Regions from separate parts of the Homo sapiens genome. Here regions 1 and 2 are each linked to region 3. The links are chromatin contacts, found by Hi-C or POLR2A ChIA-PET in ENCODE. All regions are on one chromosome and are shown on one strand. The core of a region is the stretch at or near the end of the contact, and the rest is flanking DNA. Distances in the headings are between cores, read along the strand shown.

Evidence for each region. Hi-C counts contacts between places; a loop is a spot of excess contacts on that map. ChIA-PET counts read pairs that join two places held with the same protein, here RNA polymerase II (POLR2A). Pooled maps may share reads with other maps.
Region 1: a loop to region 3 is called in a map of endothelial cell of umbilical vein, with 9 times the contacts of the local background. The contact joins the promoter of SASH1 here to the promoter of SAMD5 in region 3. A Hi-C loop is called at or near these places in 1 of 168 maps with a recorded cell type or tissue (endothelial cell of umbilical vein), 5 of 37 single-sample maps with no recorded cell type and 12 of 50 pooled maps.
Region 2: a loop to region 3 is called in a map of PC-9, with 16 times the contacts of the local background. The contact joins the enhancer-like site here to the promoter of SAMD5 in region 3. A Hi-C loop is called at or near these places in 3 of 168 maps with a recorded cell type or tissue (K562, MCF 10A and PC-9) and 6 of 50 pooled maps. POLR2A ChIA-PET finds 5 or more read pairs at or near these places in 1 of 52 experiments (endothelial cell of umbilical vein).

What each region holds. Positions count from the first base shown.
Region 1 is chr6:148,341,467-148,344,166 of GRCh38, reverse strand. It overlaps SASH1 (SAM and SH3 domain containing 1), which reads right to left and starts at 1,329. Exons shown (of 20, transcript NM_015278.5): 1 at 944-1,329. The coding sequence starts at 1,099. RefSeq lists an enhancer at 2,103-2,682.
Region 2 is chr6:146,904,305-146,907,004 of GRCh38, reverse strand. The region is part of intron 7 of STXBP5-AS1 (STXBP5 antisense RNA 1); the gene reads left to right. Among named protein-coding and RNA genes, the nearest start is that of LUADT1, 250 kb to the left of the region's middle. Within about 2 kb of position 1,437, at least 3 of the 41 ENCODE cell types and tissues checked have a DNase peak (open chromatin) inside an H3K27ac peak, as active enhancers do.
Region 3 is chr6:147,507,338-147,510,037 of GRCh38, reverse strand. It overlaps SAMD5 (sterile alpha motif domain containing 5), which reads right to left and starts at 1,348. Exons shown (of 2, transcript NM_001030060.3): 1 at 651-1,348. The coding sequence starts at 1,109.

The DNA of each region.
Region 1 (2,700 bases), core at 80-2,579, 830 kb before region 3:
TTACTTTGAAGCCCAAGAGTTTAATCACTGTGCTAAAAACTGTACACGGTTTATCATTCCCAAAGAAGAACTTTCACTCCATCTCCTCCCACTCAAAAAATATAAGATCTCAAAGCAAATCTAGAGACTTTTCTGATAATCTGCACATCTGGCCATTCCAAGTCTTTAAACTAAAGTTGTCTTTTATGTATGGATTAAGATGTCTGACTGTAATAAACCTCGCCCATCTGATTCCAGTCTACCTGCCTAACTACAGCTCCACCAAAGCAAATCTATTACTTCCCCAAGGTATTCAACCCTGAGCAGGTTAAAACTTCACCCTCCATACAGAAGAACTGCTTCCCAGAGACTATGCCAAATCCAGGGGCGCTTTTAGTCACTGGACATTTCAAAATACATGACAGCACAGATTTAGCAAAATAAGTCCTATTGTTTTAGCCCCAAACATATAAAACAAATATCCTGTAACTCCACAAATTGAAAAACTGCAAAAAAAAGTAGGCAAACATTTTGGCAGTTCTGAGTAAGGAAATGTTTGTTTTCCCTCTTGTGGTCACACAACAAATGGTGAAGAGATAAACATCAGTAACATCAGCCTTTTCCCTAATCCAGCACCAACCAAATATTTATTTACATCTACTTTTTGAAGGCCTCTTTCTCGCCTTTTCCACACCAACATGTCAGCAGGTGTCCCAGATTAAACTGTTGAATATCATACCCGATTGTTTAAAAAACACCTTTTGACGGGACCTGTGGCTGGTTATTTTTTAATTAGGGTTTGAAATCCTATACTGTGTGTATTTAGCCCCCTAAGAACTAGAGCCAGAGAAGGACGCCTCTGCGGAGTGGGTTGCCCAGTGGGTGGGCGAGAAGGGAGCCCCCGGTTTCAGAGGGGCTGCTGCGAACTGTACTTCCTGCGCCGCCCCCTCCCCAGGTAACTTACCAGGATACCCATCACGTCGGTCCAGAGTCGGGAGAACGCCTCGGATGTGCCAGCACCCGGCTTGGGCTCCGGTTCCGGCTCCGGCGCGGGCTCGGGCTCCGGCTCGGGCTCGGGCTCAGGCTCCGGCCCCGGGCCAGCTGCTCCCGCGTCCTCCATGGCCGTGTCCCGCGCGCGGGCCGTGCGTCCCAGTCCCCGCGGCGCCCTCGCCCCGCACCCGCGCGCAGCCTGCCCGGATGCCGGGTCCCCGCCCGCGGCGTCACCGAGCCGCGCCCCCGCGCTGCATGCCCCGGCGGCCCCGGCCACCCCGCGGGGGCCCTTCGCAGGCGCCCGCACCTCGGGTCTAGGTGGCCACGGGCTGCGCGACTGACAACTCCAGAAACTTTCCCACCCCGCTCGGCGCAGCAACAGGGTAGCAGGAGGCAAAGTCCGCACCACTGAGTTGTACGGCGGGGAATTCGCTCGGCCCAGAAGCAATTAAACCCACTGCAAAGGCGTTTCTTCCTGTGACGGGAACCAACTAACTAAGGCACGCGACTCGTTCCTTCTAGCAAGTCTTGGCAGGACCCGGCAGGGGTGGCCGCGGAGCCTCTAGATCTTGGAGGGAGCTCCCCGGGACCCCTCTCTTCAAAATGAGCTCTTCCAGCTCCACATGACTCTCTCCCTCGAGGCTAAAGAAAGCGTTTAGCAACAAAAGGTGCTCTGATGTCAGGCTCTTTGCATGGAAATGAGCCTCGGACAGGAGAACAAATCGCCTGTTGAAAGAGCAGCCGCGCCGCGGTCTCCGGCCCGCACAAGTTTCCAATCACGCTATTCACGGAAACGCTTTTGGTAACGGAAACCCGAGAAAGTTAATCTTTAAGCGACTCCCGCCCAAAGGCTTCACAAGTAGTCCGTGTCGCTACAATGCATACCTCGCCCCTCGTGAAGTCAAGCGACCCAAGGAATTACAAATCCTGCCTCTGCCAGCCAAGACTTCTCTGCAAAACAAGTGTGAAAGCTTGGGCACGAGCCATTGTTTGGATCATTTTTTATGAGTGGGGGCATTTTGGCTCCTGAATGCCCACAATGCCATGCATTGCTAGGGCTTTCGGCTAATTAAGGGAAATGCGCTTTGGGTTTTAATTATTCCTTTACATTAGGGACACAGGGAAGGGCTATTTTCGAAACTAAATTCAAATGATTGTGTAGCCAGTCAGCCTACACACACTTGGGGCCCTGTGTGTGTTTTTCCAAGGGGAAGCCCCAGGACAGATTTATTTTATAAGGGAACTAGCCCTGGAGAGGTGATTTTTCCCTTTTGTGATTCTATCTTTCAAGACTACTCAGAGTTTTCCTTGGAAGGTGACAATGCACGTCACATTCGATTTGGTGATTGATCACTTTTGAAACAGTTAAGAAACCACATGGAGTTTGCTCCTCTGTTAGGGCCTTGTGGTTTAAAAGGAAAAAAAAAAGTGAGATGCCCCAGGGAGAGAGCCCTGCTTGTTTTGAGGCCTCTCCTGTTTCTTGTTGATTGTGGGGTTTTTTTTGTTTGTTTGTTTGTTTTGTTTTGTTTTGTTTTGTTTTCCTTCTGAGTCCACTTGAAAGGGGATAAGAGCATGTCCTTGAATTCCCCTTGTTCAAGTATTAAGTGCTGTGAGCACCAATCAATGCAATGGGTGAATAGTCCTTACAGGAAAGTTCAAAATGTAAAAACATTTTCAAAAGTAACTAAATTTATAAACACAATCCCTGATAATTTTTGTGTGTTTTTGGCG
Region 2 (2,700 bases), core at 188-2,687, 600 kb after region 3:
TGTGTTTAAGTGTTTAATTCTGTTTTCATAATGTATTTATTTCAAAGATTTTTAAGTGGAAATATGGGACTTTGTAAAATAAGTTTTTAAAAATATCCTTAATTGTTCATGGCCAGAGGAGATGAAATTGCCAGAATAAGGATGACATGGAACACCCAGGGGTAGACTAGGAGGGATGTAAATGTGAAGATACCAAGAGATGGCATCCTTGTATCTCCATCAGTGCCTGTCATCACAGAGCTACCTTAAACGATCACATAACCTAAGGAAAATGAGTGGGCTTAGTATGTAAATGCAACTTTAAGACAATCCCCAGCTTTTCTTCCAACATATTGCAGTCCCTGAGCCCATAGCGTAATAGAAATTCTGGAAGCTAGCATCTTCTAATCCAATAAAGCTCAATAGTAATAACAAAAACCTCTAAAGAAGTCGTATCTCAAGCTTGAAATAACTTGTAACCTCCTCATCTCTTTTTCTGTATTGTTACTGAGTAGCAATCTTGAATTCAAGCAATTAAAAAGTGGAAAATATTTGTAATATTCCTATATCAATAACACTGGTTAAACACTTTATATATATATATATATATATATATATATATATAAAATACACTTACATGAAGTGCATAATTTAGCACTTACTATAGACCAGATTCTTAATTTTGTGCATTACCTCACTTGTTTCTCAAAGCAGCACTGTGTGAAGTAGATACAATTCTTTTACCCATGTTAGTAGTTGAGAAAACAATCTCAGAGAGCAGAAATGACTTGCTGCAAGTTATACCATGAGTGACAGAGCTGAGAGGTTAGCACAGTCTCTCTGACAGGAACACCCTAGCTTATAACCACCATGTAACACTGCCAAAACAGTAAGGAGGTATTTGAGTTTTCAGGGTCTGCACACATATGCAGTTGATGGCTGTTGGGAAACTAAATATGAAAATAGCTTGGCTTATGCAGTACAGAAAAATGTTTATTCTATTTCCTAGGATGTAGGCTGGTGGCAGAAAGTAGACCCTGGAGAACAGGAGCACTTGGTTTCAAATAAAATACCTGCATTAAATATTCAGCTTTCCTGCACCTTTATGTGAGTACAGTACCAGAGGAATGGGCAAACTGGCAATGGCTCAGCCTTGGTATAAACAAATCTCTGCACTGGCCCCACTGAAGGCCTGATACTTTATCAACTGGTGAGACCCAGAAGGGGTACCAGGAACACACAGTTTCCCCAGGGCCACTGCTGCAGCCTCCCTGGTTAGATCGTGGTGCCAATCAGGCCTCCAGGTTGATAGGAATTGATGTGGATTAGTTTCACAAAGCTGCCTCTCTTTAGCCCCAGTCAAATGCAGCTGTCCAGGTAAACCTAATGCCAGCAATGGTCAGATAGGCATCTTTGTGGTTGCTTGGATAATAGGTATGTTTATTTCCTCTGTGATGTCTGGGCAAGTGCCAAGGTTCAGGCCTCTGGCTAAGGAAGCAGAGGGACTCAATGGGAAATTGCCAGAGGGCTGACTCTAGCTGAACATTTTTGCCAGCAGCTATTTGATCATTCTAAAGATAAAGAGGACAAGGAAGAGCCAAATTCATTTTGCAACTGGAGTCCTCTGGGTGTTCAGTCTCTTTGTAATATACTGTTAATGTGATTAAAATGGAAGCATTTAGACTTAAATGGTTGTTGGAATAAATTAGGGACATCAAAATTGGCAGAGTTTAGGTTTTGAAGAACTCAATTCTGTCAGCTCTCCATGAAAGTTAATCACTCCAATATTAAGCTATTTTTTTCATGATGTGAAATTTGGCAGTGAACAAAATCAACAGGGTCACAGCTTCAAAGAGGAATCCACTACATTTTGGCAGAGAAATGTGCCTAAGAATGCCTCTTTTAAAGGACTTAAGAGGAAGCATCTATTAATCAGAGGGGGTAGAAGAGGTGTGTGTGTGCATACATGTACCCAGTATCTGAGAGCCAGTCGGTGAAACTGATTTTTTAATGTAATCTGCTGTCTTCAAACACTTTTCCATTGGTCTTCAAAAATAAAAAGAAGCAAAAATTCAAATAGCAAAAACACCTCTAAATGTACATGTGACACAGACATACGCATACATGTATATAAACACATATACGCAGACAGGTAGCACGTGAAGAATAAGATGGTGAGAGATGTGTATATATTTATATGCACGCATGCACATGTGCACACTGACATTTTGGTTGCCTGGGTAGCAAGCAGAAACAGAAAGCTTCTCAGAGTAGAGCTAGCCACTTCTTGAAGATCTGACATGTCTCAGGCAGTCGTGGGTAGCTCAGAGCAAAATCTTTGAAGAAAGCAAATTTGAATGTCTCTTTATGATCGTATTTATACCTCAGACTTTTTTTTTTTTTTTTAATCCTCAGACTCCTTAAGTCCATGGGGAAAGGGCTGCAAAATAGGAGTTTGGCTTTTTGGCCTATGAATTAATGACAGTTTCTGGATCAGCTATTTCCCAGAGAACAAATCTCTTATTTCCCTCAACACACACACACACACACACACACACACACACACACACGGATACAGAATATACACATGCACTCAACATTATCAGCTCTTCTGTATATGTGTGTCTAACACATTGTTAATGGTTTTCATTTTCAGTGTTTTAAGGATTTCCCTGAAGGTTATCCAAATAACAGCTTTGCAAAAAAATACATAAAAGGCCA
Region 3 (2,700 bases), core at 99-2,598:
TCTCTGATGTCCTTAGCACCTTATTGCCTCCAGTATACACAAGTTTAGGAAATCATCTCAAGTGGACTGACACGTGCTTCCTTCACTTTTCCTCTTAAAATGCTCATGTGAATGGTAAGCTTCTCAAATTTGCAGCAGCGCTGGGATTTTTTATGGAATTGAGAAAGGCAGGGCCTGACTTTCCACTCTTTAAAGAGTTCACCGATTTCCCTTAGGAGTTTCTCAAGACTCAAAAAAGGAAAAGAAAGAGAAAAAGGAAGGTAGAAAGCAATGTAGGTATTAACCATTTTTTCTGGTACTCTTCAAACCCAAAACTACTATAGAGGGCGTTAGGAATTCCCCCTGGCTACCAGGTGAAGCAGCGCGAGTCCGATTCCTGACAGGCGAGCACCAGAGAGGATGCGGAGTTTTGGTCGTTAGTTTAGAGATAACATCTGGATGCGGGGGCTTGTCTTACCAACCACTGGAGACACCAGGAAGGACGAAATAATGGGCTAATACAGAAAGAACATAGAAAAGGGTCCCAGATACCCAAAGCCTCCTGGCCTCTCCGTCGTCACCTGGAATGGGTTGCAAAGCCTTGGCACAGGCAGCTGGGCTGTGTCCCCTCCCGCCGCGCGCCCCGGGCCGCCCGGACGGCACCTCCTTACCTTGCGGGAGTACGGGGGCTTGCTCAGGTGGATGCCGTCACGGACGAGCTTATCCCTGATCATGATCTTCAGCTTCAGTTTGGGGTAGCTCACCAGCTCCCTGCTGCGGGGGGCGGTCGTGTGGCCGCGAGAGTCCCCGCGGGTGCCCTGGGCCGGGCCGCCGCACGGCTCCCCCCGGCGGCCGGTGGGGACGGCGTCGGCGGGCGGCCCGGGGGGCGCCGGCTGCGGCTCAAGCGTGAAGTAGAGGCCGGCGGCGTTGGCGTCCTGCTCCCGCAGCCGGCGCACGGCCTCCAGGATACGGCGGCGGTGCGCGGGCGCCAGCACCCCGATGGCATCCAGGTCCGGGTCCCCGATCTGCTTGCACACCTCCAGGTCATCGTAGCCGTTATCCACGAAGGACTCCGCGTACTGCGGAAGCTGCAGCGCTTTGAGCCACTCGTAAACTATGTTGGTGCACATGGTGGGACCGGGAACCCCGCCGCCGAGCACCTTCCCAGCGCCCAAATGGCACGGGCGGCACCAGTTCTTGGAACTTTTAATCCTCTCCTCCAAGGGGAAAAGGGTATCGCAGTAAAGTTTTCCTTTTAAAGGAAAGGCTCGGGCAGGAGACGGAAAACCATCAGAAGAAGCCTGAGGAAGGGAGAAGCGAACAAGCAGCAAAGTGAATTCCCCAAGCAGCAGCGGAGCTCGCAGGCACTGGCTGCTGGGCTGAGCAAGGCTCCGCGCCGCCCCTGGATGCGCCGCCGACGCTGCCGCCGCGGGGAGGGGCGCGCGACTGGCGCGGGAGGGGGCGGAGACGGGAGGGGCCGGGGCACACCCCTCGGACCTGCGCCGGGTCAGCGCTGCGCAGTGCCGCCCGCGAGTTTTCCCAGCCGGGACGGTCCGGCGGCTGCGCGCCGCATCTCGCGCTCTGGCAGCCGCCGCCGCCGCTGGCGCGCTCCGCGCCGCGAGGCGACTTCTCCACGCAGACCCGCGGCCGCTGGGAGCGCCTAGTCTTCGCGAGTGTCAGTCACTGTAGTCCTCCCGGCGGGAAGCCGGTGGCTTCTACGCTGCTGGGCTCCGTTGGCTGCCCTGGGTTGCTTTTCACATTTCTGTTTAATCTGACTCTTCTACCCGTGGAAGTCTGTGCTCACTTCTTCCCGACCCTGCCGGACTCCAGCTTCCGCGCCCGCTGGCAGCCCAAGGACACGTCCCGCCGCCCCACGGCGCTGGGGACGCTGCGGGGTTCAGTGTCCCTTCCTTCCGGATCCGCGTTTGAATCCCCCTTCCTCGGATCCCGTACGCAGCCCAGAGCCCGGCGATCTGACTTCTTCCGTGGGCGGCCACTCAGTGACCCGAGCGGCGGCGTTTTGGCCCGGAGGGTGGGCGCAACGTGGGGACCGCCCGGGTCCAGCCGGCTTGCGCGCCGCCCCTCCTCGCTGCAGCTGGGCACGTTGGGCGGCAGGAGAGGCTGCTGTCTTCCTGGCTCTCCCTTCCTAAGCTCCCGGGTCTGCGAAAGTTTGGGGTGGGTTGTACTTTCTCCTAGGTCAGTGTGTCCCACCCGGTACCCCACCCTCCTTTCTGCCCGGCCCCTCCCCCTCGTCGGCGCTATGCTTTCTCTCCGGGCCCCCCACCTAGTATACTGCACGGGCTCCCGGGGTGGCTTTGCCCCCGGGGACACTGCCAGGCGTTCGGTCCTGGAGCCCGGGAATCCGAGCCTATCCTCTCGCTCCCGCCCGGGGATCGCGTGAAAATCAATAGAGCACCACCCAGCTCGTGTTGGAAGGGACGCTCAGACATCTCCGCCCACGGCATTTTCCCTCTAGGAGGTAACAAAATCAATCGAGTTTCCCCATCATGCCAATGTCTGAGCAGCCTCTTGGGACTGGGGACTCGAGTGGCAGGTGGAACAGACCAAGCGCCTGGGCCCCATTTCCCGGTGTCTGACCTCTTCTTGGGACTAAGGGAAGTGAGGGACGGCGGGGGCAGGTACTGTCTCCTCTCTTTCCGCAGAAGGGCGATTCAGCTTCGCACCTGAGCTGTTTAAGGACCAGATCTGACCTTTTTTTCT